Regions from separate parts of the Homo sapiens genome. Here region 1 is linked to region 2. A link is a loop called in an ENCODE intact Hi-C map of the cell type or tissue named here. Cell type or tissue: endothelial cell of umbilical vein. All regions are shown on one strand. Each heading gives the region's core, and the rest is flanking DNA. Links, peaks and the distances in the headings are about the cores only.

The links. A loop is a pair of places that touch in the nucleus more often than their neighbours do. Peaks named below come from ENCODE experiments on the same cell type or tissue, not always from the same donor. Only the 100,000 strongest peaks of a DNase experiment are listed, where the experiment ranks them.
Region 1: it touches region 2 in a loop (2.9-fold over the local background); 1 of 110 quality-filtered maps calls a loop at or near these places.

The regions. Positions count from the first base shown.
Region 1 is chr6:111,677,372-111,693,649 of GRCh38, reverse strand. All of the region lies in intron 12 of FYN (FYN proto-oncogene, Src family tyrosine kinase), which reads left to right. It overlaps LOC105377945 (a long non-coding RNA gene), which reads right to left and starts at 3,797. Exons shown (of 3, transcript XR_001743812.2): 1 at 3,421-3,797; 2 at 1,401-1,492. RefSeq lists enhancers at 10,379-10,880, 15,477-16,278. In endothelial cell of umbilical vein, for the core only: no CTCF peak of the experiment used is centred there; a DNase peak (open chromatin) is centred at 9,759; H3K27ac peaks cover 1,936 bases.
Region 2 is chr6:111,558,561-111,574,838 of GRCh38, reverse strand. TRAF3IP2 (TRAF3 interacting protein 2) reads left to right here. Exons shown (of 9, transcript NM_147686.4): 5 at 1,856-1,944; 6 at 7,147-7,215; 7 at 8,279-8,395; 8 at 11,800-11,874; 9 at 15,288-16,278. The coding sequence ends at 15,434. It also overlaps TRAF3IP2-AS1. Among named protein-coding and RNA genes, the nearest start is that of TRAF3IP2, 39 kb to the left of the region's middle. RefSeq lists enhancers at 8,475-8,524, 8,404-9,603, 9,768-10,440, 14,976-15,475 and a silencer at 12,306-12,506. In endothelial cell of umbilical vein, for the core only: no CTCF peak of the experiment used is centred there; DNase peaks (open chromatin) are centred at 6,618 and 7,488; H3K4me3 peaks cover 466 bases; H3K27ac peaks cover 2,378 bases.

The DNA.
Region 1 (16,278 bases), core at 8,779-11,278, 120 kb before region 2:
CATCCCCGCCATCCCACCCTCTGCAAAAATTTATAGAAATTAGCCTTTAAGTAAAATATATCCCAACTCAGCAGCCATTCCAGTGGGGCAGCTTTTCAGGTGCTATTAGAGCACCAGATACTAGAAAGGAGTTTTTAGGAATATTTTCCTTCTTCCCAGATACTGACAAAGTGGTCACCAGGTAAAAGTGTGTGATTAAGTATGTGGTTTGCAATCGAGTATAGGCTCCTCATGTAGAATATAATGTTTATAGCTGGGGCAAGGGGGAACTTTCATTGTTGGTGTTTCTAACCAAAGCCTAGTCATCCCAAGCAAAGCGGAGCAGTGACTGGAATGTATTACAGGGTGATGCTTTCTACTGCATTTCATAATGGCCAGCTCTGGAGTCCTTTTCTTTCTCTTTTTCCTTCTCCTTCTCTTGCCCCTGTTCCTCCTCCTCTTGATTCTTTCATTTCATGCCAATTATCCTCTCCCTTCATTTGATCTGAGAATGGAAGCATTCTTAGCAGCCTCAAGTGATGAGGAAAAATGTTAAACTAAGACCCTGGCTGCTACCGATACTGTCCAAATGCTGAATTACATGTCGGTCAGACAGCTCAGCTATTTGAATTTCCCCAACACGTGGCAGTTCTTGTCCTGGAGCCAAATGCCCACACAGCAAGCATACCCGTGCGTTACACACACACATACACCCCCGGTGCTGGGCCAGATGGCATGCTGTATCTCTAATCAAAGGCGCACTGCAGCTTTGATTGGCACTGGCCGTCCAGAGAGGAATGTGCATGTGAATTTGAGGCAAGGTGAGCCGAGAGGACCTGAGTGCCAGTGGATCTGAGACTTGCCCTGAATGAGGGACTTTATCCTGAGGCAAGTCTGTCAGATCCCAGCTCCTCAGACTCAGAAGGAGAGTGGGCAAAGGTTGTGAGACATGAATATTTGATTAAGGAAAGGGCTAGAATAGAGCCGTGTGCTCACCCTTCTGTGTGTGAGTCGAGTTTTTCCCCTTTTCCTGGACTTTGAACTCTACAGGGTTTGTGGTTAACGCTCATGAACCATGGGTAAATGAAAAGGTTGCCAGGCCAGGAGCCAGAGGATGCTGGCAGGGGTGCTGTTAATAGGGCCTGGGGGTTTAGTCCACGCCTTATTCACTGGAGTGAGGCTCCTCAGGCTGTGGCCCTAGGTGATTGGCACCCTCGCTGGTTCCCCTCCCATCAGGCTGCTGCCCTGAGCGGGTCCCAGGCTGCTGCCCTCAGCCTGGCCCCCAGCCGTTCCTCTGCATTAGCTGTCCTGATTGCCCTTCTGCCGGCTGCCCAGCTGCACCATCATGTCCCCAGGTGCCGTCAGAGCCCCTTTCAAAAGGCCAACCTTGTTCTTTTAGCCTTTGTACTGCGTTTCCTTACTTAATTTCCAAATCGAGGGTCCCGTCCTTCCTTCTTCAAACATTTTTCTTCTTTCCTCCCTTTCCCAAACACCTTCAAATCCATGCCAAACACTAGAAAGAGAGAAGTAAGAAGTAAGTGAACTGGAGAGCTGAACTGGGGGGGGGGGAAATGAAGCTTGGCAAGGCAGGTCCCAGGATGTCCCAGGAGAATAAAAGACATGCTGTCCTGCAGCAGAGGGGTAGGGAGTGGCAGAGCCATTTATAAAACACCTTCCAAGTGCCAGGCCTGAGAGGAAACGTGAGGACCAAGCAGGGAAACAATAGGAATAGACTCAGAGGGGTTAAGTAACTTGTACAAAGTCACACAGCTAGGAAAATAGCAGAGCCAGGATTTGAATCCAGAAATGGCTGACCCTGTTGCATCTACCATTCTAAGCTATGCTGACCACATCTCATCAAGTCAGTGATCAAAAGAACAGAAAATAAAGATAGAGAGGATTAGTCATACATCCCTTTTCCCCTTTATTTTATGGGACTGTTTTTAAGGAGCACCTTCTAGTGTGTCTGTATGAGGGAGTTGGAGAGACCTTCCTTTTCCAGCACTGGGACAACCCAGCTGTTTATAAAATTCCTCCCGAGGGCCTGCCCTGCCCTGGCTGCTTTACGAGGCAGAAAGGGCCTGGTGTGTGTCTGCTGGTGTACTCTGCAGATGGCATGTGTGCTGTGTGCTGAAGTTTCTGCTGGGAATTAATCAGCTCCTCCAGACAGCTGGTCCGCATGCCTAATAATATTTGCAAGTCGGGTTTTATGTTACCCACAGGCCACAGCCATGCTGCATCTTGATTATGGGAATGCAGGCGGCATTCGGAAACATGCACCAAACACAGATATTTTAGGACCATGAATGACAATTGTTTTCAAAACAGTTGTGAGTTTCCCATCTCAGCGTGCACGGAAATATCTGTCACCCCTTGGGCAGATGAGGTGGCATTGCATAGGGCACAAGCAGAATTGGAGTGTGGAGCTGGGTTCCACAGTCCTTCCTGTGCTCCTTACTTCGCACCATCCCAGCTACCCAGGACTGAGCAGCAGCCCATGTCAGGGAGGTGGTCAAGGCCAGGCCCTGAGCCTGTGAGGTGGTCTTCCACTGACAGCACTCTAGAAGCAACTAGAAATTTGGGGCGATTGCTTATTCTCTATTCCCTGGACATCTCACTCAATTACAGCAGATAGTTCGTCTTTAGTTACAAACACTTTGCTAAATTCTGCCCAATCAGAGTCTCTAAATAATGCCAACATCAGTTATTTGAGTGCCTTATCTATGAAAGGACTTTACTAGGAGCTACTGATATCAAGAAGCCTAAGACTGCACGACAGTCAGCAAGCATGAGGAGGAAGACGTGGGGGATTGTTGAAGTCAGATGGAACTGGTTTTGAAATCCAGCGCTACCACCTGATGTTCTGGGGTCTTAGGCAAGTTATTTAACTTTTGCCTACCTCAGTTTACTTATCTGTAAAATGGAAAGACATTTTGTCTGCTGTATGCATTTTTGCAAAGATTAAGTGAAACAATGCATGTAAAGTGTTTAACAGGGTACCCAGCACATAGTGATAAATGTTGCTTGTTACTGTTGGTATATCTGGTACAATACTAAGTTCTTGGGGAATAAACAAATGAGTGAATGGATTGTAGATACATGGAAAGTCTCAAACACTATTCAGGAAAGGGAGAGAAGAATCAAAGATAATTCCCAAGTAGTCAGATGCAGGTGATTGTGAGAATGGCATTACCAATAACAGAAATGAGTACTTGGGAAGATCTTACTTTCAGAGAAAGAGGATGCATTTGGGTTTGGATCTGTTGAGCTTGAGGTGGTGGTCTTGGTCCTCCAAGCCCAGAAAGATGAGTCGGGGTGCCCTCACTGGGTCTCACTGCCACAGCTGGGCCCTCAGCCTTCCAGCCCTCCCCTGAGTTCTGGTCACAGCCACCTCCCTACCCCACCACTGCACCTTCTTCCCAGAATCATTCCAGAACTCACCACAGGCACCACAAGGATCTGCTGTCCATCTTCTTGTCCATACCACACCTGTCTCCTGTGACCCCCGACATAGGCAATGTCACAAGCCTTGCTTCTGGAAATTCACAGCCCCTCCAGCCCTCACTTCCTTCAGAGATTGCACAAGCAGGAGAGAAGCAGTGGGAAAATCCTCTGCAGACTCTAGTTTTTTCTTCATGAGCTTTCAGTGCCGACTAATGTTGATTTAAACCTAACAAGTTCAGACAGACATGGCTGTGTGTAAGCATAACTTCCTTTTGTGGATACCTTTTTGTTCTTTATGAGCTATAACACACATACAGTAAAACGAACAAATCTGAAGTGTGCAGCCCGATGAATTTTTATGTACATATATGCCCCTGAATCCACCCCGAAGATAAAGATACAGAATACCTCCAGCACTCCAGAAGACCCCTTATTCCCACTCCCAGTCAGTAACCACCCCCACAAATAGCCTTTTTTCCCCTTTTCACCATAGATTGGTAAGTTTTGCCTGTAAATGAACATCACAGACATGAATCCTATAGTATTACTCTTGTGTCTGGCTTCTTTCCCATTATGTCTGTGAGATTCTTCCATATTGCTGCATGGAACAGTAGTTCTTTTCATGGCTGAGTAGTATTCCACTGTACAAATATATCACAGAGCCTCCATTCTACTGTTCCTGAACATTTGGGGTTATTTCCAAATTGGGGCCATTATAAATACGGCTGCTGTGGTGATACACACATGCCCTCATCTCTCTGGGCTGTGTTCTCCAGTGGAATTGGTAATTACAGGGCAAACCTAGGTTAGCAATTGCAGTTACTGCCTAACAGATTTTGTGGACATATTTTTAAAAAGGTGAATACACACTTAGTGTGTCATTTGCCAGTACTGTACTTGCCTCTAAGCTGCTAGTGAGGCAGCCTAGTGAGACTGAGGAACCAGGGGTTGGACATTAGGATCCCTGGCTTTGAATCAGCTCTGTCACTTACAAGCTTGGTGTCCGCAGGCCAGTTACTTAAGCTCTTTGAGCCTCATTTTTATCATCTGTAAAATGGTGATAATAAAAATGATCACCTCACATCATTAGTGTGAAACTTACATGGGCTATCTATAAAAGTTCTTTGAGAGTTGTGAAATGTAAAAATCATCCTTATCACCTCAACTTTTTGTATTTGACATACATTTTCCTTGAAAACAGTCTAAAAAGTTTTTAAAGAGAATCACTATTAGTAATAAATAGGGAAAAAATCAATCTTTCAAGAAAAAAAATACTGTCTCCCTATTTTATAGCCTAGGCCAGTCAGTGGATCTGGGCAGTCACCACTTTGATATACCTGCATGCTCCAAGGGCCCCCTCACCCCGGACACAGCGGGGAGTCACACATCCACTGTCCTCATCTCCGGCCAGCTTGCCTATTTTCTCATATTTGCATTCTCTGTTGAGAACTATCCCTGCCTCTGCGCTGCCTCTCTTGTTTTTAATCTTGTGAAGTCTGAATATCAGATGGGCCTTCTCAGCATTTTCACTGAGGCATGTGCATACACACATCAACATGAGCACACATGAGCACACACACGCTGCATGAGCACACACACGCTGCGTGGGCACGGCTGGAGCAGTTCTCCCGAGTATCTGTGGAGTCGGTCTTACTGCTTCTCTATAGAAGTGATTTAGTTTAAAGACTAGCAGCGGGCCCTTGTAGACACAGAGCACATAGTAGTATTTAATAAATATTTGTTTACAGCAATGGAAATAACCAAGGTCACCAACCCCCCCACACTCTTGTGAGACATGCTCTCCTGCTGTCTCTCATCAATGTGCATGGCTCTCTCTGGGAATCAAATGCTGTTGTGGCTGCAGGAACCTCCAGAAAGGGTTGTTTATTGCATTGATATTCCTTGCACACTCCAAGATTGTCTTTGGAGTGATGGGAAGCACAAGAGCTTTGGAGCTAGATAAGCCTGTGTTCACATCCTGACGCCGTATTCCTAGAGCATAAGTTCTGGCCCCTCTGAGCCTCACCTTTCTCATCATAAAATAGGATTGGTGTTGGTTACCTTTAAGGTGGTTGTAAGAATTCAAGAAGACAATTAGTAGAAGTTGTTGGTATTATTCACTTCTTCCAGCTCCTCCCCACAACACTTTGGAGTTTTTTTGTTCTGTTTTATTTTGGTTTGTTTTTTGTTTTTTGGGTTTTTTTTGGATAGCTTGACCTCTTTTCTTCTTCCCACATACACCTCAGTCCCCTCCCAAAGAGGGCAGGGCCTGGACTGGTTAAGAGCATGACCCATGAGATCAAAGTGTCTTGGTATAAATCCTAGCATTGCTGCCAATTCACTGTGAGACCTTGAACAAGTTGCTTAACCTGTCTGAGCTTTTATTTCTTCCTCTTAAAATAGGGATAATAATAGTTATCTATATCATAGAATTGTATGGCTTCCCTGTGAATAACCATAAAGCAGTTGGCACAAAGCCAACACTGAGCTGATAGTGGTAGTTGGCAGTAGTAGTAATAGTAATATTATTATAATATTGATCCAATGGATGCCAATAGCTGTGTTTCTCTCTCTCTCTCTCTCTGACACACACATACACACACACACACACACACACACACCCACCCACCCCACTTTGGGTTTTCCTGATCGCTCCCATCAGGGCTCCTTCCACATGGAGGCTCTGCCTCTATCATCCTTTCTCCTGATTTGAATCCTCATGAAGGACAGGAACTGGGGTTGCTCTATGGTTTTGGTTGGTTTGTTTTTTAAGTTCAAAATTAATGAAACAAATGTCAAGGAAACATAATCTTTGGATCTTTGGACTGTAAATAAAAATAGGAACATTCGGGTCTTTGTATAAGACTGCTGTAAGTTTAGGCTTATGTATTAAATAGAAGAAGAAAAATGTGTCTGTTCAAATGCTCCCAGTATTGAGGGTTTAAATTGAATAGATTATTGTCTGGAGGAAAATTCAAGTATAAATTAGACTACGAAGAATTACTAACTGTTGCAGTTTTCATGTTAATTATTTCATGTTAAAAAATTGTTACCGCATAAATTAACACATTCTTTCATAGAAAACATATTTTAGAAAGATTTGTTACTTTAATAACTCTTTGTGTATTAGAAATCCCAGATGCCTGTACTAATTAAATATAATCAGATTTTAGATTCAAAAAGCACAGTAGCCATTTAACACAAACAAGCAGGCAGCTAGGTTGACAAACACACTCAGGAAGAAGTGGATCCCTGTTTCTTTCGAATTTTGAATTTCACAATCCAGAACTGTGAATTCAATTCCTGTCCTTCCTTTGTATTACAACGACTGGGGATTATTAGACTCAGAGCGCCAGCTTTCCAGCTCAAGGGCTCCTGCAGAATTATTAATCAGCCGCTTCTGAGGCCCCTGTAATCCGGTGGCAGATCAAGGCTGATCTCGCCGTGAGATGCCCTCCCTCTGCCCCCGTCAGCACATGAATTTCTTGTTCTCTGTCAACAACAGCATTGCCATTCCCGCACAGTGTGCTGTGACCTGAACAGCAAATATCAGGAGAGAGAAAAGGAAGAAAAAAAAAACCTTTTTAATTACTGAATTTAATCTAATTCTTCCCATGCTAGAGAAGCAAACCATCCTTTCATGAAAAGCAAACCCTTTAAAATGCAAGCCATTGTCTTAAGCACCGACTAGTGTGTTCCCAACTCAGTGGTGCCGCCATAAAATGACCATGCCAACCCCCACCTCCCCAGCCCACATTGAGAGTCTATCATCCTGAGGGCTGTCTAGGGAGAGACCCCAGGGGACTTGCCCGACAGAATGCCCTGCCCTCCGAGGTCAGACACGGCTTTCCCGCTGAGCTGAGTCGCATGCCTGAACCGTGCTGCTTGTAATCAAGCTTCCCGGATCCGAGTTTGGTACACTTCAGTCACTAAGCAGAAAAGCTCCTTCATTTGTATTCTGTCGCTTCAAGCTCTGAGCTTCCACCTCGTTTCTGGGAGGGACGGCTTTGTTTATCTGCTGAGCCACCGTGGAGCTTCGGGGCCCAGATTAATAGTTAGGGGGAGCAGGTCAAATTGGCAGGGAAATGGAGATGAATTGTAGAGCGCATCCATTTTCCTCCCGGAAAGGGTGTGTTGAAAGCCAAAGATGAAAATTAAAAGAAAAGGGACTCTAAATCACCCTTTCCTACTACAGTCTCTCTTTAAAGATTAAAACTGTTTCAGGTCGGAGATGGGACCAATTTCTTTCATTCCCACCCTCGGGCAGCTCTGACTCTGCCCAGAGGATACAAATGGATTGGAGGTAAGCAGTGGTCACCTCAAGCCCAGCTTCTTTGCACACCTTTCCCCTTTATCTGTGCTGGTCAGTCCCATTTTGTATTCTGTGTGAGCATCTCTTTCTCCTTTGTGCTGTTTTGGGCAGAGCCTTTTGATGGTTGTTTATGAATGGTCAAGAGCAAGTCCTCAGTCTGTGCAGCCCACGTTTCTTGGTAATCATCAAGAAGGAAGCAGATGGTCACCCTCTGTGATTTTAAAGTGTGTAAATAGGAACTGTAGACTGCCATCAAACATCAAAAATGTCAGTTGGCTTCCTTGTCTTGCTTTGCTGGCAAAAGGAACTCCTGCATTTGCATCATCTGGGTAATCATGGACACGCAGTACATTTGTAAACTGCCCCAAGTTCTGAAGCCTCATTTCTTACAGCCAAAGGAGGGGGCTCAGTGGCATTGCTCTGCCATCCCCAGGGTGGCTCCCCCATTGGCACAGACACTGTACCAGATTGAAAAGGGGAGCGGTTTGAAAAAGCCACCCCAAAGTGATGTTTGTCTTCTGTATATCCTATTATCCTTTGATATGTTCTGAGCTCCCAGTCAAACCCCGTGACCTCCAACTGTTCCCACACAGTATCCCCAAACCCAGTGCTGCCCATGCAGCCCAGCTCGTCATGTGGCATGAAGTCAGACTGACACGGGCCCTCTGCCCCTTCTGGGGGTGGCTGGATTCTTGGCATCATTTCTGTGTTGAGCTACATCCCACACATCCGTTGATCACTCAGGTGAGTTCCTCTCACCACCCTGGGCAGCAGTGTGCAGTTGGTTACAAAGCTCTTGTCTTTTGTTCTGGATTGAAAGTCCGCAAACATAGCGTTTATGCTGTTGAAGCTGTGAATCAGAATTTTTATTCTGTTTGTTTTGTTTTGTTTTGTTTTCTCTTTACAGAGGTAATCAAGTTACAGAATTTTTATTCTGATATTACTTCCTTTCTGGCTCTTCGGAAACTGGAAGGATAATTGGAATTATTCAGAGCCTCAGTATTCTAGAACAGCAAGCAGGGCTCCTTTTTTCTTCAGTCCCACCCAAGATAACCACTTAAATAAGCCTCCATAACACAGTCTGTACTCCAAGGAAAGTCCCTTCGATGGTTCTCAGATTTCCTTCTTAAAAGGACTAAATACCCACAGTTTCAGGAGATGCCCATTAATGTTATCCTCTACTTTTGTGTTGCCCCCATAAGTTACCCTGGGTTTGTCATTGGTCACCGTTGCAAGGAGGGTGATGGAGAAAGGCAAGCAGCCCAGAGTTTCCTCCCTTCACTTCCTGGCTCCTCTAGGGATATTTGGAAGGAATGTCACAGTTTACCTTCTGGTAGCCTCCATGTCTGGATCGAATGCCCTTCCACAATTTATCCTGCCTATCCTTCCCCGACTGCAAAACCCCAGGATTAATACCTAGAGTCCAGCCTTGCCCCTGCATTCTCCCTGGTAGCTGAGCCTACTCCCCTGTGTCCTCTAGTTGTCCTGGGTTCAATTTTTAATACCCACTGATGGACCTTCTGTCTCTTCTCTGTCCAGTCTTGAACTCTGGGCTCTCTTGGAACTTTCCTCACCCCTCTCAGCCTGAATATTCCTTCCATGGATTCCACTCAACCAGACTTTGGATCTGTGCCTACTTAATCAACCTTATCTTTGCAATATGTTCGGGCCCACCTTCCACTCCTTGGTTCTTGTCCTCCTTGGCCTAACTTGTCCCTTCTCCACTCACATCCCCGGTGGGACAGCATTCCTCCTTCCTCCCAACCTCCCTCCTTCTCAAACTTCTTGCTCAACATTATGAAATTTCAGATGGAATATAATCTTAACCCATTGTAACATATACTTTTCAAAAAAACATGATGCTAAAACTTTATGAACTTGAAGTAGAAGTTTCAACAGAGTGCGTCACCGGGGATAACTGGAAAACACCCAGTTGTATTACTTCAGAAGCATTTGGGAAATCTGAAAGTCATTCCTTTGGCCTAGTGTGAAAATTCTGAGTTTTGCTTTGCCAAGTTTCATTGGGTTTGAAATCATTGTTTTGTTTAAATAACCACAAAGTTCCAGGTCAGGTCAGCTTTGATTTTGCTTCTTTCACAGGATATCCTGTCCTGGTACCGCCTTGTCACCTCCCCCTCCTGTAAACCAAATTTCTGTTATTGGCATTGTTTGTGATTTTTTTTTTTTGTTTTATTACCCAGAGTAACTTTCAAGTTGAATTATTGCATACTATTAAATATTGGATATAATAATTTGCAGAGTTAGTGGCTTTATAATTAAAAAGGGCTCTGGGTGGCTCTTTGGTTCAGAAAAACAGTGTCTATTGTTGAAGTTAATGGGTTTCCTCCTTGAAAATGCTATTAGGGCACAGCTCAGATTCTCTGTAGGAAGGATTTGGCTTCTTTTATTCAATACTGACTTCACCTTCTCCACCTTGGCCTAGTTTTTTAGCCAGAGGGGATATTCTCTGAGACTATGGAATTGGCCTGGTCACCAAGAAAAATAAAAAAGAGAGAGACTTGGCAGTTCAGCTCTCCGGAGATGTGAGCTGGGCCCACCCAGGCCTGTCCTGGCCCCTGCCGTGACCCTCCCCACCGCAAGGAGAGCCATGGGTCATGCTGCATCATTCCAATGCGGCTGCCTCTCCCTGAAGCCCTCATCTCCTGCTTATGTTCTCTTTTCCTGTCTCTGCTGAGCCCTCTTCTTCCTAAAGGCAGTGCCACCATTTAGTTCTCTGTTGGGTTTGCCCGTGAAGTCTGTCTCCCTGGCTGCCTAGAAACCCCAAGGGCGGAGGCAACCTGTGCTTGGTTTTCCCAGGAGCGCCTCACAGGGTGCTGGGGACATCATGGACCCTCAGAAGATTCTCAGTGATTGGTTGATGAGTGTTTTGATTAGGAGGGTTTTTTCATCTTCTTTTCCTCTTCTGATGTTTGGAGAGCTTTGGCATTGCTGATGGCATTTGCCAGTGCAACTCAGGGACTTTAGGCCTTTACTATCTGAATAAAATAACAGCTGGTATTTATTCAGCTATTACCAGGTACCAGACGCTGTGCTGAGCCTTTTACATCAACTGTTCTTCCCACCACAACCTTAGGAGGTTATCATCCCCAGTTTACAGACAAGGAAACTGAGACTTAGGGATGTTTTAAATGATCAACCAGCAAATCCAGTGTGCAAGCACAGGGATACCTGACTCGGAAGCTCCTTTCCTAAATGATCATAGTGGTCCTTCCACAAGTGACCACTCAATCCCAGCTCAGCCCACAATCGGACCACTTTGCATTGTCACTGAAGAGCATCCACTCCTCGTTTCCTGGCCGGCTTATGTACTCTTACTGCAGGAGGTGATTTGGCAGCAAAAGTATCTGCAGTCTTCATTGGAGCATTTGAAATGCCCATGCCATCATCTTAATGTATGAAAACACATAAAGAACAGGAAGTAACTGAGTCAAGTAAGCTATTTCTATTTGAGGCAGAAGTGAAAAACAGATTACCTGGCCACTAGGGATAGAGGGACTTCATTAACTGGAATGTGGCCTGGGGCTTGGGATGGGCCATCCTGACATGATGACTTTGGGCAGTCATCCTGTTGGCACTGAAAAACCGAGAGCATCAGTCAGGCTGTGCTGTCGTATGAAAGGAAGATTTTATTCCTATAACTTTTAAGAGTGAAGAAAATTATTAGTTTATTACACCACTGTATTGACACTCTTTGCGTTTAGTTTGATTAAGTCTGTGTAAAGGAAGAGAATTACTTTGACCGTCAGGGTGTCAGATAACTTACTGCCTGGCTGGACCCTTTAGCTAGTTAGAGCATTTATTGCTGTTTAACCAGCCTTAGGCAAGTTGCTATGAAGAAATATGTGTCTCCAACCTCAAAGGATTTGCATTCTATTTAAGGAGATTTTTTAAATAACTTATGAAAGAACTAGTAAAAGGACACAGAGGAGACATGGACACAGTGGAACAGTGTATAGTGTTTATGCAGTCAGGCTCTGGCACCTTCGGTTCAAATCCCAGTTCTGTCATCTACACTTGTCCTTTGTTTGGCACATTGCTTTCCTCTCGGTGTTCCGTTTTCTCATCTGTAGAACAAGACTATTGCTGGCATCCACCTCATGTGCCCAGTGCTTTGCATGCCTGACTCTTAGCAAGCGCTCAGTGTATGTTTAGCTATTGTGGTAGCTGCTATTATCAAGCATTAAACTGTTGTTTCTAGCACTGGCGCTAGGTGCATTGGAGAGATTAGTGAAGGCTGGAGTAATCACAGATGGCTTCATGAAGGAGGTGGGACTGGAGCTGAGGAGGCTGTAGCTAAGCAGGTGAAGAGAAAGAGAGCATTTCCAAAGCCAATGTAAAAGAAACAAGTGTGAGCATGCTAAGTGCAGGACACAGGTTATAGTAAAGCAAACTGAACTAGATTAACTGTGTTTGGGGTAGCAAGAACCAAGTTAGGTCAGGCACGGTGGCTCACATCTGTAGTCCCAGCACTTTGGGAGACCAAGGCAGGAGGACCACTTGAGCCCAGGAATTCGAGACTAGCCTGGGCAACATAGCAAGATCCCATCTCTACAAAACATAAAATTAAACTAGGTGCAGTGGCTCATGCCTGTAATTGCAGCACTTTGGGAGGCCGAGGTGGGTGGATCACCTGAGGTCAGGAGTTCAAGAGCAGCCTGACCAATATGGTGAAACACCGCCTCTACTAAAAATACAAAAATTAGCCAGGCATGGTGGCGTGCACCAATAGTCCCAGCTACTCAGGAGGCTGAGACAGGAGAATTGCTTGTACCCATGAGGTGGAGGTTGCAGTAAGTCAAGATTGCACCACTGCACTCCAGCCTGGGCAACAGAGTGAGACTGTCTCAAAAAAAAAAAAAAATTAAATTAAATTAAACATTAGCCAGGCATGGTGGTGCACATCTAGCATCCTAGCTACTCAGGAGAGGCAGGAAACTTGCTTGAGTAAGCCCAAGCAAGAAGAAGAGCCCACAGGGGAGACACACAAAATGCTTGGAAAGAAAGGAAGGACATGGGGAAGAATAAACTCAGAAAAATAATTCATGCATTTCTCATAGAAATGTTTGAGCTTTGCGGGTTGGAATATGCTAAGTTTTACTGCTTTGTTACCGAAATTATTGGTATTATTCACATGTGAGAAGTGTGCTAAAATAGTACAAATGTACCCAGAGCCACTCGTTAAGTAAACATGACAGAAGTGACAATGGAAGCATCATCTACCCAATTGCTAATTGCTGATAGACACCCATGGGCCTTGAAATGTCACGATGCTTTTGAAGAGTTTTGAAAAGTCAAAACACTTTTCCCATTCTGTCTCATCATAAGTCATTCTCAAGGTAATGATGTGTTATCTTCCATGTTTTAAAAGACAAGGGGAAAGAACGACGTGGGAAGTCATCGCACTTCTGCTCACAGCCCAGTGACTTTCTGTTGCGCTTAGGATGGAATCCAAAATCCTAGTACAGGTTACAGAGTCCCACAAAATCTGTCCTTGTACCCCATCTTATTATTCTTCATAGCACTTTATTGTAGTTGACATATATAATAGCCATTCATTTATTTTATCTCCCTCAAACTAAGCTTCCAGCTCCATGACTGCCAGAGACTGTGTTCCCTTTCGTCCTCCTGGCACCGAGTGCAGTGCCAGGCACTGGGGAATACTCCAGAAATACTTGTGGTAGGAAGAAAGAACAAGCCAGCCCAGCAGTGGTGGGTGTTTGTGTTGTTATTTCTGTGGACAAACTTTGATAACTGAATAAATCCACAGCCCTCTCCTTTCTCTTGCTTGAAGCATGGATGATTATTAACTTTATTTTAAATGAGGAAGACCAGGGCTTGGTGAGGTCAAAATGGTTGATGTCTAGTCACTTGCATTCATCCCAGTCTATTAAGAATTTATTCTTAATCCAGTCTATTAAGGATTTTCCACTTTGTTTCACTGTGAACTCTCCCAAGGCCCCTTGCCACCTCGTCTTTCTGCTGTTGTAACTAACCACCCCCATCCCCAGCTGCAGCCCCAGTGAACTGGGCCCCCTTGTCCTCAGAGAACAAAGTATGGGGCTCCCCCACTCAGATACATTCACTCCGACCCAAAGGGGATCTGAACACACTTCCTTTGGCAGTGAAAATGCAGGGTTCTCCAGGTGTTTTAAGTTTCATTAGTGTGTGGCTGTTGCTTTTCTATTTCAATTGGCAATTCTTAGACTCTTAAAAGGACATCCAGACAGTGACACTGGTGCTGTCACCAAGGACAAGTAGAAGACTCACCAGAGGGCAGGGAACTGATAATACGCTCTGTAAGGAACTGTGGTTATTCAGCCAAAAAGGGAAGGGCTGGGAGGGCTGACCAGCTACTCATTCATTCATTCAGCACCTGTTTATCAAGTGCTTTCTCTGCAGCAGACACTGTACTCAGTACTGGAGATGTGGCCATCTGGGAAGACATGCTCCAGCACTCAAGCACAGTATTTATCTGGGGCAGAGACAGCCTTCAGACAATTCATGCATTCATTGCCCTTTAATAATAACAGCTTCGTTAGGCAATATTTACTGAAAAAAAGTAGTGACAACTACAAAGAGGGAGGTGCTCTGGCAGCATAGAAGTAGGAAACCTACCGCAGTCTTTAGTGATCAGGCAAAGGTTCCCTGTGCAAGTAACACTTTGGCTAGGAGCAAAAGAGAAGTAAGAATTAGCCATGGGTTAAGGGCTTTTGATAAAGGAAATAGCCTGTCCGTGAAGCAGGTAGGAGCTTGGCATTTGCAAAGCAGTCAAAGAAGGGCAATGGAGAGGTTGCAGAGGAGAGAGGAGGGAAGCAGAGGAGAACAAGTCTGGGATGATAAGAAGCAGCTGGGGAAGTAGGTAGGGACCAGATTATGCATGTAGATTCTATTAGAAGGCTACTATAGAAACCCAGGGGGGGACATGCTGAGCAAGCGAGGACTAGAGGAAGGGTAGTGAATTCAAGATCATGAAATGGTCAGGATGTAATGGACCTGACACGGGCAGGGACAAAGCAGGAGAGCACAGAGATCATTCAGTAAAGATGTATTGACCTCCTTCAATAGGCAGGCCCTGTGCTGGGATCTGAGTGCACAGTGATGAAAAATAGAGTGTCCAGGTGAGGATGATTCTCAGGATTCTGTTGTCACCAACTGGGTGGTTTACAAAGTCACCAAGGATTGAGAAGCCAAATTGTGGGGAAGATAAATTTTGGATGTTGCATTTGAGGGGCACTGACTTGTATAACCAATTTCATGGAGAGACAATTGAGAGGGAAATTGGTTATGCAAGTCAGGGACTCGAGAGAGAGGTCCCATCTGGTGATATAAATGCAGGCATCATTGGGGTCAAGATAGTCATTGGAGCCATGGGATTGAATAAGATCCCTGATATTACACAGAGTTTGTGACCACTTATTTCATATCTCAACAGAATTCAGAGAAACAGGATTGAGCTGTATATCAGAAATTATTTAAAACATCGACACATTTATTCATTACAGGAATAATTCAGCCTAAGGCTAACTGGTCTTATATATGTTCCTGGGAGTTAAATGACTAAGGCACAAAGATCCTCTTACATGGAAGTTCTAGGACATGGGTACCAGTGACAACACCAGGTTGTCAAGTTTTCACAATGACAAGTCGAGGTTTCGGCAATGAGTTTACCTTGGGAGTTTGGTAAAATTTGCAAATAGTACCTGGAAAACATTCAGTGGAAAAGATGCTTCCAAGTACACACACCACACACACACACACACACACACACACACACACACACACACATATTATGGCCTTCGTGTATTGGCTTATCCTAAAGAATCCTAAACTGTTAAGCTAATTCAGTAAGAAATGACAGAGTGGTCACTTCTTTTTTTGAATTCATGTAAACATGGAACAAGTACAGTAAGTGTTACAGTGAAGCTCAAGATATCAGTGACATAGATGATCATTACCTGCATAGTTTGCTCTGTTTCCTCTAAATAAAATGCAAGGAGGAGAAAACTGTTTTCATATCTAAATCCTGCTCCCAAGCAGAAGAATTTCAAAGTGTGAATCAGCTAGTTACATAACAATTCCAAGTTAACTGCATTGCGGTTCTCCTGATGTTTTCTCCGTTGTTCTGTAAGTCCATACTACTTAGAAGACCACTTTGATTCTGACTTTTTGCCTGTCAGAACTTTACTTTCAAGGGAAAGGCAACGTTTACACCCAGGAGATCCTTCCTTCAAGGTGTCTGAAGTCTCCTAACTTACAGAGCTCACTGCAGCAGCCCTGCAGCAGGGACATCTGTGGGATTGTATAGGTTATGTACTACACAACCTTAGGGATGCTGTTTTCATAGACTGGGATTTTACACTGTGCAACCTGCAAGGCTAGTTTTAAAGACACCTGCCAAAAATCCCCAGTTAACTCCACCACATTTAGAGCTGCATTTTAGGGCCAATAGCTTTGTACCCTCAGGAGGTGGGAAGCCAAGATAAGGGGAAACAGAAGTAATGAGATGTGTCCAAGAGGAAGCA
Region 2 (16,278 bases), core at 6,367-8,866:
TTCTGACACCACTAGTAACACTCAAAAACTGCTTACCTCTAGATTTCCTTAAGCACATACTCCAAAAACAAATAACCCCAGTGCCTTTTCCCTCTTCTAAATGATGCTCTTGAGTGGACTTGTCCCTGGGTAAATTGATTGGATGTCCATGTGGTATTGGGCAGGGACCCAGCATCTCACCATAAGTTAGCAGCAGCCATCAAGAATGAGGTCATTTCCTGTAGGAATGAGCAATCTTGTTTGGAAAAAACGGTCTCACATTCTCCATACTGCATCACAACCAAATGCAAACTAAGCCTTTTATTTAAAGAAACATTCAACTAAGCGTAAGGTGATGATTCTTTTTCCACATTTTGCTGCCAGAACCAGAAATGTTGAAATATCACCAAAATGTTCTCATATTAAGGTCAGTCAGGACAGTAATTTCCAGAAATCTTAAGAAAACAGCCACTACTTGTGAAATTATTATATGATGTGCTTGCTAGAGAAGCTCAGGTAATTCTAATATGCATTTTCCAAATCTGGGAACCTCTTTGAACCAAACCTGAAACAAAGCCTTTTGCATCTGCTAATTCCTTTTGGGGGATCTGTGCTGTTTAGTCATTGACAACTCTGAAAGCTCTCTATGACAATGATTCATTGCTGTTTTCATTCAAAACATTTTATTTCTGAACACTTTCTTAAGATCTTAATCATTTTAATTTTGAGCATTTCTGGAGAACAGATGCTGCCCCACATACATTATAGTCCTGATATCAATCTATAGATCATATATATCTTACCATAATCTATAAAGGAAGTCCTCAAATACGTAACAATTGGGTGAATGTTAGGTGTTCAGAAGAAAATTGAGTGCCATCTATATATCTGGCTGCTTAAGTGAGTTAATATGACCATTATACACACTTCCATTTGGGAGGTGTGTTTCAAAAAACCTCAGTGTAGATACAGACTCGTATTTTCTCTCCAGCCCCCCTTTCTTCTCCATCTTCTGCCCCAAGGGCTTCCTGAGATTTAAGTGGTCCATTCCAGACTAAAAGCCAACACAAAGTAATTATTCAGCTTTCACATTAAAATGCTAGTCAGACAATTTCCCCAAGACTTTAGCCTGAGAAAACACTGGTTCATCCTGACTGGGTAAAGCTTATCCAAACTGTACTGTCTGCTGCTCTAAGCTGACCCAGGGATGAGTGATGGAGTCTGTGATGTTGGACTGCCCAGAGGCAGTGTCTCTTCTTCAAGCTGCTGAAGTGTTTTTTTACTAACATATCTGAGCTGTGCTTTGGTCTACTCCAAACTTGCTGGCCTTTCTGCAAAAGTGAGTGGATTGCGGGGAAGAAGGGAGCGGGGAACCAGTTTCTCACTCTCCTCCCACTTGCTATTGTCAGAAGAGCGAGATTTCAGGGCAGCAGAGAGCATCAGGAGATCAAAAGAAGACACTGCTGGGTGGTCCCTTAGCAAGTTTTAGCTTCTTTGCCTGCTGGGAGAGTATTCCTTGGGCACAGTGCCAAGTGTCTCTAAGAAACTAGTCATGCCTGATCTTAAGGGCTCGCGGATTCTGGGTGGTGGATTTCCTTAGGCTTGTCTGAGCCTGCCAGTGCTCTCCTCTGTCGCTCTGATTTCCATTCACGCTGAGCAGTCTGCACTCCCTTGGACAGACCCACTGGCATTTTGGGCCTGAGGAGCTGTGCCCTGAGGACAGCATACAACGTAGGCATAAGCTCTTAGAGCACCCCAAGCCCAAGGTTTCCTCTTATTATTCTAGAAGGACAAAAGATATTGCATATAATTTAGAAGTTTGTTTACAATAGAATAATTTGATCAGTTTCTAATAAATGTAAAAATTTTCTCTTAGGGAAAGTCTTTATCACTTATTCGATGGACACAGCTATGGAGGTGGTGAAATTCGTGAACTTTTTGTTGGTAAATGGCTTCCAAACTGCAGTAAGTATTTTGTCCAAATAGATAACTGAACAGTTATAGTGAGTACAATGGAGAGAAAAGCAGCAGAAGAAAAAGTGTAATAGCTGTTGGTGTTTTAAATGATATTATTTGATTTATGTGATTATGCATTGAATGCTTATAGATTTAGGTAATAATTTTCTAGATTTTAAGCTATCTGAAGTCTCCAGCATTTTTTTCCTGTATGCTGTTTGAGTGACCCCAAGTACCTCTGAACAGCAAGATCAGTGCTAATGCTGACCACATATGCAGCGGCCCCTGGCCTGAAGGAAACGCCGGGCTCTTGCTGCACTTTGTACCTTTGTCCTTTCTCACCAATCATGCCCACTTTGTCTGAGTTTCCCATGATGCAGGAAGCTGCAGGCTTCACCATGGTCACCTGCTTATTTAACAAGGACCTTTTGTTCTGCACTGGGTTATGAGGTTTGAAGTAGAATCCTGCAGCCTGAATCCCCCATTGCGCACAGCTGCCATTTTCATACCTTGACGCAGTGATGCTTCTGGATGGGTGATACTGGCCAGGTTTGGGGCTGGTCTAATCCAGTTCCAGGGGAGGCTGACCTCACCCAGCCCTGCAAGCCCACTGTGATCTTGGCTCCAGAAATCTCAGGAAACACACACTGCCCCTGTCCCCCTGCAGTCCCTTGACACAGTACAGCTTAAAGCCATGTAAATTTTTCTCTATGATAAATAAAGTACCACATGATGCTACTCAGGGGACTGGCTTTCCTCAAACACTGAGATAACTTCTTTTCCTTTCCAGAGCCCTCTTCTAGGCCTTTTCTAGTGAATTCTAGAGAGTGGTGAAAAATTAAGGGAAATATCTATGAATATAAATGTCTATGGGTAAAGAGGGATACTTAGTAACTAAATATCAATTTTAAAAGTTATTTAGTATTGTTTAACAGGAGTTTTTATTTGAAGCTTTCTTTATTCTATAAGATAATTTTTTTTTTTTTTTTGAGACAGAGTCTAGAACTGTTGCCTGGGCTGGTGTGCAGTGGTGTGATCTTGGCTCACTGCAACCTCTGCCTCCTAGGTTCAGCCTCTCAAGTAGCTAGGATTACAGGTGCCCACCACCATGCCCAGCTAATTTTTTTGTGTGTGTATTTTTAGTAGAGATGGGGTTTCACTATGTTGGCCAGGCTGGTCTCGAACTCCTGACCTCATGATCTGCCAACCTTGGCCTCCCAAAGTGCTGGGATTACAGGTGTGAGTCACTGCACTCGGCCAAGACAATTTTCTAAAAAATGAAAATGAAAGTTCTTTTTTAAAAAATGCATACAACTTATACAATCCAACTCCATAATTATATAGAGACTAATATTTCCCTTTCTCATTTCTGGTATAAGAAAGCACTATAGCAGCCAGGCGTGGTGGCTCATGCCTGTAATCCTAGCACTTTGGGAGGCCAAGGCAGACAAATTGCCTGAGCTCAGGAGTTCGGGACGAGCCTAGGCAACATGGGGAAACCCCATCACGACTAAAATACAAACTATGGCCAGGCGCAGTGGCTCACACCTGTAATACCAGCACTCTGTAAGGCTGAGGCGGGCAGATCACCTGAGGTCAGGAGTTCAAGACCAGCCTGGACAACATAGTGAAACCCTATCTCTACAAAAAATACAAAAAAATTAGCCGAGTGTGGTGGCACATTTCTGTAGTCCCAGCTACTTGGGAGGCTGAGGCAGGAGAATTGCTTGAACCCTGGAGGTGAAGGTTGCAGTGAGCCGAGATCTCGCCACTGCACTCCAGCCTGGGTGACAGAGCAAGGCTCTGTCTCAAAAAAAAAAAAAAAGAAAAAAAAGTTGGCATGGTGGTGTGCGCCTGTAGTCCCAGCTACTTGGGAGGCTGAGGCACAAGAATTGCTTGAACCTGGGAGGTGGAAGTTGTAGTAAGCCGGCATCACACCACTGCACTCCAATCCAGCCTGGGCAACAGAGCAAGACTCTGTCTCCAAAAAAAAGAAAAAAAGAAAGCACTGTGGCAACTGTGACATAAAATCAAATTACACTGGGTGTGGTGGTGCGTGCCTGTAGTCCCAGCTACTTGGGAGGCAGAGGTGGGAGGATCACTTGAGCCCAGGAGTTGGAGGCCAGCCTGGGCAATATAACAAGACCAGGTCTGTAATATAAATAAATACTAAGACATAAGGCCAGCATTTCAGAAAAGATCTTACTTTTTGTCATTTCCAAAGACACATACTGATTGCCCCTGGAGGAGAGCTTAGGTTTTGTTTGTTTATCTTCACAACCAGGGGCCACATAGGCAGAATTTAAATCTGTCCCTGACCCTCATCTCTATGAAGACTTGTGGTAGAAATCACAGAGCCCGGTCCTGGACAGCTAAGTTATTATTGACACATCTAGATCCCCTTAGTGGAATGAAACACTTAATGAGTAATTTAAGGAGAGTGTAATAAGGGGCCTATTACAAAGCTTTGGGTAGGTTTTAGAGAGTCCAATTTTATTGGGGATAGTGCAGTATTCTGGCACTAGCAAAAGCAGGGAGTTGTTACTGCCCCTAGGTCTAAAGAGTCAAAGAAGGAATTCTTACTGGAAGATGAAGAGGATGGCTATATTAGTTTGCTAGGATTCCTATAAAGTACTACCGATTGGGTGGCTTAAGCGTAGAAATTTATTTTCTCACAGTTCTGGAGTCTGGAAGTCCAAGATCAAGGTTTCAGCAGGGTTCATTTCATCCTGAGGCTGTCTTCTCCTTCTGTCCTCACATGGTCTCTCCTCTGTGTGGACACGTCTGTGTTCTAATCTCGTCTTCTATGGACACCAGTTCTGTTGGATTAGGGCCCATACATATCACCTCTTTTTATCCTAATTACTTCTTTAAAGGTCCTGTCTCCAAATACAGTCACATTCTGAGGTAGGGTAGGGAGATAGGGCTTCAACATAGGAATTTTGGGAACACAATTCAGCCCATAATAGTAGCTGTGTGGAGGAATGATCATAACAGGAGCTATGGACTTTGGGAGAGACTTGGAGAAACAAATGGAAGATATCCAGCTCATTGCACCACCCAGGATGTCCACTACAGTAGCTGGGAATAATTTAGAGTGCTTGGATAATAACAATAATCACTATTTTTTATTTATTTAATTTTTTTTGAGACGGGGTCTTGCTCTGTTGCCCAGGCTAGGGTGCAGTGGCACGATCTCGGCTCACTGCAACCTCTGCCTCCCAGGCTCAAGCAATTTTCCTGCCTGAGCCTCCTGAGTAACTGGGATTACAGGCACCTGCCACCAAGCTCAGCTAATTTTTTTTTGTATTTTTAGTAGAGACGGGTTTTCACCATGTTTGCCAGGCTGGTCTCACACTCCTAACCTCAAGTGATCTGCCCCCCTCAGCCTCCCAAAGTGCTGGGATTACAGGCGTGAGCCACCACGCCCGGCCAATTATCACCATTTACTGAGTGCTTATTTCCTGCCTGGCATTATGATAGGCCTTTTCCATGTTAACTCATTTTAGTTCTCACAACCACCGTAGGAAGTCAGTTTATTAACTACATATTACAAGTGAAGATAAGATTTAGAGAGTTTTAGTAACATTTCCAAAGTCATGCAGGTGGGAAGTGGCAAAGCCAAGACAGAACCCAAGCTGTCCGTTTCTTCTCAACCCTGACACTATATTGCTTCTCTCCCATATAATAGCAATGGATTAGTGACACAGTCTCAGAAAGCTACAAAAGCGTTCTCAAGAGTAGTCGTTGGCCATCACACATTTGAAAACAGGAGTCATCTAAACCAAAATAACAGCCATTCCATTTTTCATGTAAAGACACATATTCTGAACTCTGTACTCTATGTATGTGATAGTTCGGTATACACAGGGCATGGTCTCTTTCCGTAGGAGGCTTAGCATCAGGTTGAAGAGACACAGCAGACATAAATGAAACATGTCCTGAATAAAAGAATGTTATCATACGTGTTAATTGTCCAGTATCATTAGTGGTCACAATGGGGTAGAGTTAGGTGAAGTGAGGAAGAGGAGGAGATTGGCATGTGGGAAGGATTCACAGAGCAGGGGGGTTTGTGCTGTGCCTTTAGGGTACAGGGGACTCCAATGTGGGGAGTAAAGTAGACAGGATATGTGAGGAAAAGAGAGGCGAGGCTGGATCATGGATGGCGAGGCTGGATCATGGATGGATCATGGATGGCTTTTCAAGTGATCTGCCTGCCACGGCCTCCCAAGTGCTGGGATTATAGGCATGAGCCATCGTGCCTGGCCTGGAATGACATTTAGGACAAGTAATCTGGGAGCAGTGCAGCTGAATCACGTAACCCCTCCCCAGGGACACTCTCCCTGAGTCACCCATTCCAGTATATAATCCCTCTTCCCATCAAGAGCATCTCGTAAACACACACGTGCACGTACACACACACACACACACACACACACACACACACACACACACACACACACACACACACTCTGCAGTATAAGCCTGAGCCCAAGAAGGGCCTTCTTATTTGGTTTCTTATAAAATAAAAAATAACTGATCTTTCTCCTTTTAAAATATCCCTTCAAAAACTTGAATGCTGATAGTAAATATCAGTCTTTTCAAGGCCTAAGAGTTCTACTTCTGACTTTCATCATAAACCTCTTCCCTACCGTTTCAGTAATTGTTTTTGTGACTGTTCCTTGGCTCTGCTCCAAGTTTCATACAATCCTTTTGAAACATATAGATTGAAACTGTACATAATACCATAATAATGACCTCACTAATGCAAGTAAAGCACCACAATTGTATCTCAGTTACTTGTATGCCACACATCCATTAAAATGTTCCAGAATTATGTTTGCCTTTCAAATGTCTAAATTACAGATATATAATATATGTATATTGCTGGCTTATATCCAACTTAGTGGTATACCGTGTCCCTCAGATTTTTAAAAACCTGATTATTGTGTAGCCATAGATATATTTTGATGTGTATCACAATATCCTAATTATGGACATAACATTAACTACTTAAATGCCTACTAATGTTGAAATAGGGAATATTTTCAGAAAATTATATTTTGTTTTTTAGACCTATGTGCTCCTTCTTGCAAAAAGCATTAGTTAAGTTTTGGAGCTTTAAATGTATATAGTATTGTGTTTTCTTCTGCTCTGCATCTTGAGAGAACCTCTCATTAAGGGCCAACTCCCACATCTTTTTTTTTGCAGATTGACATATTTGAGGATAGAATCCGAGGCATTGATATCATTAAATGGATGGAGCGCTACCTTAGGGATGTAAGTACATTCCAAAAACCAGAGTTTGTTTTCTGGTGAGAAAGACAATGAGCTTATGAAGTTGTTTTATTAAAGAAACCCTGGCATACCCACCTAAGTCTGAAGCTGAGAAAGCCCCAACAAAGCCTCCCTTGTTGGAAGCCGTGCAAAGACTTGGAAAGGAAGGACGGAGTCGCCCTCTTGGACATGCACAGGCAGGAAATAACGGTCAAACCAGACACAGGTGGTTGATAACAATCAGAGGAAACAATCTTTTGACGAGAATAGGAAAGAAGGAAATGAAGGCGGAGAGTGGGGAGAGAGCAGCAGAATTCAATTTAATCTGAGGCCACCCCAAGTGTTTTGTAGAATTGGGCTGAAGAGGTTTCCTAGGCAGCCTCGCAGGCTGCACAGCACACCACCCCCGAGGTGCCCACGTGCAGCCCCGTGATTTGTTCTCCACTGACAGAATCTATACCGGCCACTGGGACACGTTGTGCTTTAACAAGATCGAAATTGATTGCTGCCAGCGTGTCCGTGTCGGCTGCTTCTTTTGGAGGGAGCCAGTGGGGGACGGGAGTCTCAGCAGGCTGGGGTGTTGCACTTTTCCTTTTGTCTGCAGCCTGATGTTTGCTTTGTGCTGAAGGGTCTGTTCCTACTGACTGTGCTAATGTGTACACGCAGAAGACAGGGCAGTCGAGTGCAGTGACTGGCAGCTCAGAACCAGCTGGAGGGAGGGAGGGTGCTTCTTACTGTTGGTGTTGCAGTGCCTTTTTGCCACGACACAGACTCACTCAGTGATTCGGGCTTTCATTAGAGGTTTATTAGTGATGGTTGTGGAAAATGGTAGGCAAAAGCACATCTATTTGAGAGAGCCCCTCTCTGAGCCATTTGCTCTGCATGTTCAAGGTGGGGCTGGGCTGGAGACAGAAGGGAGAAGCAGAGATAAGAGTCTGCCTGAGTGGGGGCCAGTGCTTCTCTTTCTATGGAGAATGAGCCTGGCCCTCCACCCCGTGTGTCAGAGAATGCCCACAGTCCTGCTGGTACACTTCCATAAACATGCCTTTCTCCCTCTCATTAACAGAAGACCGTGATGATAATCGTAGCAATCAGCCCCAAATACAAACAGGACGTGGAAGGCGCTGAGTCGCAGCTGGACGAGGATGAGCATGGCTTACATACTAAGTACATTCATCGAATGGTGAGTGGGGAGGGGATCACAACACCTCACTGTCCCCTGGGGATGGATACCTTGTCCAGGGAAGTCCCATTCTTCCCCAGAGACCAGCTGAAGGCAGCATGATGCTGGGTGAAGAGCTCCAGGCTTGCCATGTCAGGAGAGGAGCTGTTGGTTCTGGCTCCATCTACCTTAGGGACTGTGGGCAAGTCCCTGCACCTCTGGGACTCAGTTGTTCCTATCAGTTGCAAGGGGAGAGCAATCTGTCATCTCTAGGATCCAAGATTCTGGAAAGACGTGCTCTGCTGGCTTGGCTGTTTACCAGCAACTATGAAGTCCTAGGAGGCAGGAGACGGGGTGGTGAGGAGGGCTGGCCCCTGCAGCTGTATCATGTTCTGTGCCCTACCTTTTCAGAAAGGCAGGTGGCGTAGTGAAAGGGACACCTGCTGTTGCATCATGTGGGCCTGGTTAAAGTTGGCTTCCTCATGTACAGGCTGTGTGACCGTGGCCCCACTGCTTAAACTCTTTGTGCCTCAATGTCCCTATTCACAAAATGGGTCACTAATACTTACAGGATTGTCGTGAAGATGAAATGAAATAATGTTTTCAAAATATCTGGTGCATATCAGATGCTCAAACAAGGGAAGGGAGTGTTCTTAGCTCATGACAGGTGGGGAACTATGGGGCCTGGTTATATTCAAATAAGTGGGAGACATTTAGGATATTAAACTTGTCCAGCATGGGATAAAACTAGAACATTCTGACCGAAACAATCACCCAGCGTTGGAACTGGCTGTTTTATGGGCTACGAATCCTCCTTCTCCCCGTGATTATAGAGACGCTGTGAGACAGTTTCTGCTTGACTAGGAGGCGGTGCTACACTTGTGACTTTCAGGCTGTCCTGTGGAGTTCCCAGTGGGTGCCCATATGTGCTGGAGGAGGGGCTGGGTCTGCGCCTCCCACCCCTACCTCAGCCAGAGCTGGTCTGTACTTCTCAGGCTTGTTTGTTGACCAAGGATTCTGAGATTTAAAAAGGCTTGGAAAATCACTGGACTAGAACTGATAAGCTCCATTTCAGCTCTAACACTTCATGAGGGGGAAGGCACCTGGAATGGGCATAGAGTGTCACTAAGATGGGAAGATGGGGAGGGCACAGTCAGGCTGTCTCGGGGCACACAGCTTTACCTCAGGGGAAGCAGATGTAGGTCCCAGGTCTGTCCTGTGGGTCAGCAGCGTGGGAAAGTAGGAGGGTGGGTATTCCCCATCTGAGTCTTCATGGTCTCTGTCTCCCTTTCCACCAAGTGCAGACCACTCACGTGAGCTCACAACCAAACTGAAGGAAGAGCCGAGGCAAGGTGATGAGGTTAAAAAGTGAGGCCAGGGAGTCAGGAGATAAGGCTCCCTCCTCTTCTGGTCTCAACCAGTCTCACAGCCCTTGTACAGTGCCCCGGAAAGGTATCATTCCTGGGAGTAAACTGCCTGAAAAGGTCATGGCTGGCTCGGGGTGCTGCCGGCCCTTGGTTGTCTGATGCATGTCTGCATGGCCTCAGAGCACCCAATGTCCTGTCTGCATCTCTAGGAACCTGCCAGTCCCAGAAGCTGACAGCTGGTGCGTGGGAAGGGCTCGAGGCCTCAGCCAGTTCCTAAGGAAACCTGTCTAGCTCTGTGGGTGTGTGGTGTAGCCAGGCAGTAATACACAGCTTGGCCTCAGAGCTTGTCTGACTGTACCAACTGGAACCAAACTGTCGCCAAACTTGGTTTCTTGGGCCACAATGTCTTGGGCCCTTACTCATCATAGAAGGGGTCGAAGAGGTCAGACACAGAAGTGCCTTCCTGACTGCCTGGCTGACTTCCTGCACCCCTCTAGGCAACAGAAAACCCTGGAACAACAAGAACTTGGCCATGACAGAGGTAGTGCAGAGGTACTGATGAGTAACTGCATCATACAGTGAATTAGTTTACAGAAACTCAGTTTCTGGAAGGGTGAGAGAAAATAAAAATGCACTGCTGCTGGCTGGCCCCTCCACAGGCTGGGCAGCCTAGTGCACAAGCCAAACTTCACAGTATACGGAGTCCTAGAAGTCAAACAAAACTCAGTGCTTCACTTGTAACTTATGCACCCCATCCCCTTCCTTTCATGTGTACTCGGTGCTGGTGTGGTGGGTGCTTCTAGCTGCACAGTACTTGGGTCATTTTAAAATATGTTCTTGGTGTTATCTTATGGTTTTTAGAGAGAGGTGGTTCCGAAAAAACACCTTGTGGAGGATTTGTGTGTGTTGTGTGATCGTGTGTGTGTGTGTGTGCGTATGCAACTATGTGAGAGTGTGTGTTTATGAGGGGTTTCTATGGTGATTTCAATAACCAGCTATCACCACTGTCACTTTCTTCTCTGTTCTGTTATTTCCATGCACAATGAAAACTTCTCAGTTATAAAAATGAATTGGAAGATGAAATGGTTGGAAACACATAATTCCTCGTCTCCTTCTCATCAGATGACTGAAAGCTTTGTGCTGGTCACAGGATTTGGAAGACTCTAACTCCCCTCCTATTGAAAATTCTGATTTTTGAGAGAGTTCTTGGTAGCTAAATCTTCTTGGGCTACCACAGTGTCAGAGCATATTGGAACTGGTGTGAGGAACCTAAAGCCTGGCAGATGGAGCTCTTCGCAATTGACATCCCCTCTCTGCCAAGCCCATCTTGTGCTCTAGTCACAGTGCATTAGTAGCTGGTCCCAACCACATCAACACACTTTCACACCTCCAGACATTTGCTCATGCTGTTGCCTCTGCCTCTGTTTTCCCTACTTGACCAAAATCTTTTCTTTCAGTGCCCAAATGAACCCTCTTTTGTAACTGTCCTTCCAATCTCTGATGTAGAATGGATGGCCCCCATTCTGGGCTTCTAGAGCAATTGTTAATACTTTTCACCCGGCACTCTGGTTGGTAATTTCCCTTTCTGCCTGCTCACTAGACTGCTGGCTTTGTGAAGATAGGGACTGTATCTGTGGTGTTCTGCTAAGCTGGCTCTCCTGATTTGTAGCACTTACCTATTTCCATGGTATAAATACTCTCCAATACCATCGCCAATTTCAAGCTATCAGTGTGAAGTCACTGAACACAGAATTAGGAAGAGATGCACACAACAAGCTTTTGTGAGCTGCTGCAAGCCAGTTCCAGCATACCCTGGAAGGTATCCTAATCCTTAAAACCCAAAGTCTGACATAGAATGTGACTTCTAACAGGCCTCCAATAAACGACTGATGAGTGAATGGAATAGATGTGTAATGGGGAGGCCTTAAAATGTTAAGTGTGTGGCACTCAAGTATGGAAATCAGAATAAAAATGCCATGTGGACGTGCATGATTATGGGTACCATTAACTCCTCATCCTCATTCCTGAAATTAAACCTTCACATTTGTTTGGTTTCAGATGCAGATTGAGTTCATAAAACAAGGAAGCATGAATTTCAGATTCATCCCTGTGCTCTTCCCAAATGCTAAGAAGGTAAACAAACAAAGAAACAAAATCCTCATAATTCAATCTTTGGTTTGCTTTGCCATCTGGGATTTTAAATGGAAAACCTTGTCCATTCTTTTTTTCTTTCTTTTCTTTTTTTTTTTTTTTGAGATGGAGTCTCGCTGTGTTGCCCAGCCTGGAGTGCAATGGCGTGACCTTGGCTCACTGCAACCTCTGCCTCCTGGGTTCAAGTGATTCTCCTGCTTCAGCTTCCCAAGTAGCTGGGATTACAGGTCCCTGCCACCAAGCCTGGCTAATTTTTTTTATTTTTAGTAGAGATGGGGTTTCACCATGTTGGCCAGGCTGGTCTTGAACTCCTGACCTCAGGTGATCTGCCTGCCTCAGCCTCCCAAAGTGCTGGGATTACAGATATGAACCACCATGTCTGCCATCAATTCTTTATCAATCCTTAGAGATAACAATGTTACCAGAAAGATCAACAAGTTGTACCACTCAGTTCAGCAGTATGAATCAGGAGGGTTTTAAAGCTATCTGATAGGATCACTGCTGTCCTAATTGTTCAAAGAACCGTTGCACACAAAGATGTAGTTTCTGTTTTAACTCAAGAAAGAAAAAGAGAAGGTTCATGTCATACTTCTTATCTCTTGTACATAAAAGTCAAGATGTGTATGGTTTTTGCTGGCTGTTCCAGGGAGGCATTTCATTGCACATAGTTCAGCTCTCAAAGCTAATGATTACAGGAATTAAATCTATAGTTACCTGAGTGAACTTTGCCGTGATTCATATGAGGCTTTTCACACCAGAAGGGTCTGCCAGCAAGTTTGGAGAATGGGGGCAAAACCACCTGAGGCCACATTCCATGCTTGGCAAAGGGAAGGCAGTGGTGGAGTAAACATGTTGAGAATCAGACCACAGCACCCTAAACTCAGGCCCTGTTTCACCCTGGAGGGATCCTCAGATGTCAAGACTGCACTGAGACCCCTGCCCTGGATGAGGGAGGCTCCAGTTTATGGGAACGGGACACCTCAGGCTGTATGGTGCACAGCCTGTGCGATGGCACACCTTTCTATCCTCCCTGCGCTGCCTTTGCCCAGGGTCTCACTGCTGTCACTTACTGATGAGTCTCCTTACTGGTCTCATCTCCACTTTGACCTTGTGCTAGCCATCCTCTCCTCTGCCATCAAAGAGGAACATCCAAAATGTAGGTCTGATCTGTTTCTTGGTAGCTTACAAATTTTGTGCCGTTTTCCCATTGACTACAAGATCATATCCACCTTTCTTAGCACGATCTATGAGGCCTCTCAGAAGAGGACTGTGTCCCCTTGCGTAGTTTTCTCTCATCACCCTCTGTAGATGCTGTGTGCTCTGGTCACCCTGGACCATTTCAGCATGCCCTCACACATGCTGTGTTCTTTTGTCTCTGTGCCTTTGCCTTTTCTGTTCCGTCTGCTTGCAATGCCCTTCCCTAACTTGCCTGCCTAGTGAACTCTTACTTACCCTTATATCACCCAATCTCTCTAGCCTCCCCGACACCTCTTTTGGTTGTTTGTTTTGAGACGGAGTCTTGCTCTGTCATCAGGCTGGAGTGTAGTGGTGTGATCTCGGCTCACTGCAACCTCTGCCTCCAGGGTTCAAGCGATTCTCCTGCCTCAGCCTCCCGACTATCTGGGACTACAGGCATGTGCTACTATGCCCAGCTAATTTTTGTATTTTTAGTGGAGATGGGGTTTCACCATGTTGGCCAGGATGGTCTTGTTCTCTTGACCTCGTGATCCACCTGCCTGGGCCTCCCAAAGTGTTTTTTTTTTTTGAGACAGGGTCTTGCTCTGTTGCCCAGGCTGGAGTGCAGTGGTGCAATCTCAGCTCACTGCAACCTCCACCTCCCAGGTTCAAGCAATTCTCCTGCCTCAGCCTCCCAAGTAGCTGGGGTTATAGGTGCTCGCCACCACGCCCAGCTAATTTTTGTATGTTTAGTAGAGACAGGGTTTCACCATGTTGGCCAGGCTGGTCTTGAACTCCTGACCTCAGGTAATCCACTCTCCTCAGCCTCCCCAGTGCTGGGATTACAGGCGTGAGCCACTGCGCCCTGCCCTGACACCTCTTTACCTTCATGCTGATATATTTCATTGTCCCTTTCTTAAGGGTGCTTAATTCTAGCACCTTGGGTCAATGGTATGTGTTTGGGTTGAGGGTACTGGGAATAATTGTTGAGAATTATTGGAGCATGGCGATATACAAAATAGACCAAATTTTCATTGGTTTTGTTATTATTTTTAAATCTCCTTCAGACAATGCCCGTATTACCTGAGCCCAGCACAGGCCGCTCTCACCACCTGTCCCCTTGGTACACCATTGACTAGAAAATCATTTGTTGACATTTTGCTTTCATCCTAAGATTTGAAGTCCTCAAGGCAGTCCCTGCGTCCTTTTCATTTGGGCATCCTCAGTACTCAGTATGATGCCTGCCATGCAGCAGGTGCTGCTTCTAAGCACAATACCTAGAGAAGTCCCGTCCTATAGTCCCTAGGAGTTAGACTCAAAAGCAAAGGCCTTATGGTGGCCTACAGGGCACTATCCGATACAGCCCCTTCTACTTCCAGACCTCTGCACCTACTCACTCTGCTCTACTCACAGTGGCCTTGTTGCTTGTGAACAGACCCAACACACTCCCTCCACAGGGCCTTCGCACTGACTCTCCTATCTGCCTGGACCCAGACAACCACAGAGCTTGCTTCTTCCACTCTTTTAGGTCTTTGCTCATTTTCTCAGTGAGACCTCTCCTAAGCACCCCGTTTAAAACTGCAAATCTTTCACCCTTGCCCCAGCACTCCCTGTCCCCTTTCTTGTTTAATTCTTCTCCACAGCATACATCACTGTTGAACACACTATCCATTTACTTATTATCTGCCTCTCCCCACCAGAACATCCACTCCATGAGGGCAGTCTGACACTGCACCCCCAGGATCCCTGGCTAACAGTTTCTGCCTCTGCCTGATCACTGAGGTCTGATGGGCTCCTTCTACTGCAGGCCAGACCTGGGGCTGGAGTGAAAGAGTAATGAATTGATTTAAGCCTACGGCCCTGGCATACTTCTTCTGAAGTCACAGGGGAATTCACATCACTCTGTGTGACCTCTGTCCTACCCCTTTTATGTGAGGGTGGTGAAAAGCAAGTTGAAATGCAAAGGGTAGGTAGTCTGGGAGACTGACAGAAAATGCTGTGCACATGTGGTTTTTATAATGAGATATACAGCTTGTACCCGAAGCCAAGAACATTTCACATGCTAAACCTTTCCAAAAGCAAAACAGCACAACTCCCAGGATAGTTTGGTAGGAAACGCCCATGTAGGGAAAGCCAGAAATGTTTGGGAACTGAGCCTGGGATCTGGCATCCAGGTTTTTCTCTAATGACCTTTGCTCCTGTCATTCTGCCTCCCATAGGAGCATGTGCCCACCTGGCTTCAGAACACTCATGTCTACAGCTGGCCCAAGAATAAAAAAAACATCCTGCTGCGGCTGCTGAGAGAGGAAGAGTATGTGGCTCCTCCACGGGGGCCTCTGCCCACCCTTCAGGTGGTTCCCTTGTGACACCGTTCATCCCCAGATCACTGAGGCCAGGCCATGTTTGGGGCCTTGTTCTGACAGCATTCTGGCTGAGGCTGGTCGGTAGCACTCCTGGCTGGTTTTTTTCTGTTCCTCCCCGAGAGGCCCTCTGGCCCCCAGGAAACCTGTTGTGCAGAGCTCTTCCCCGGAGACCTCCACACACCCTGGCTTTGAAGTGGAGTCTGTGACTGCTCTGCATTCTCTGCTTTTAAAAAAACCATTGCAGGTGCCAGTGTCCCATATGTTCCTCCTGACAGTTTGATGTGTCCATTCTGGGCCTCTCAGTGCTTAGCAAGTAGATAATGTAAGGGATGTGGCAGCAAATGGAAATGACTACAAACACTCTCCTATCAATCACTTCAGGCTACTTTTATGAGTTAGCCAGATGCTTGTGTATCCTCAGACCAAACTGATTCATGTACAAATAATAAAATGTTTACTCTTTTGTAAGATTATGTTTTACTTATCTCAAAGGAGATACATATAATTTATAATGATATGGGCAGTTGCTTCCAGGGACATCAACAAAGCTGCTTAGATATAATATTAGATAAATATAACAGACCACTCTGTATTAATGGATTAAAGCCAGCTAGTTAAACAACCCTTTTTAACCATAATCATGGAAGCTTTATTCTTGCAATAAAGATTTTTAGGCTGGGCGCAGTGACTCACACCTGTAATCCCAGCACTTTGGGAAGCTAAGGCAGGCAGATCATTTGAGGTCAGGAGTTTGAGACCAGCCTGGCCAACATGGTGAAACCCCATCTCTGCTAAAATTACAAAAAAGTTAGCCGGGCATGGTGGTGTGCACCTGTAATCCCAGCTA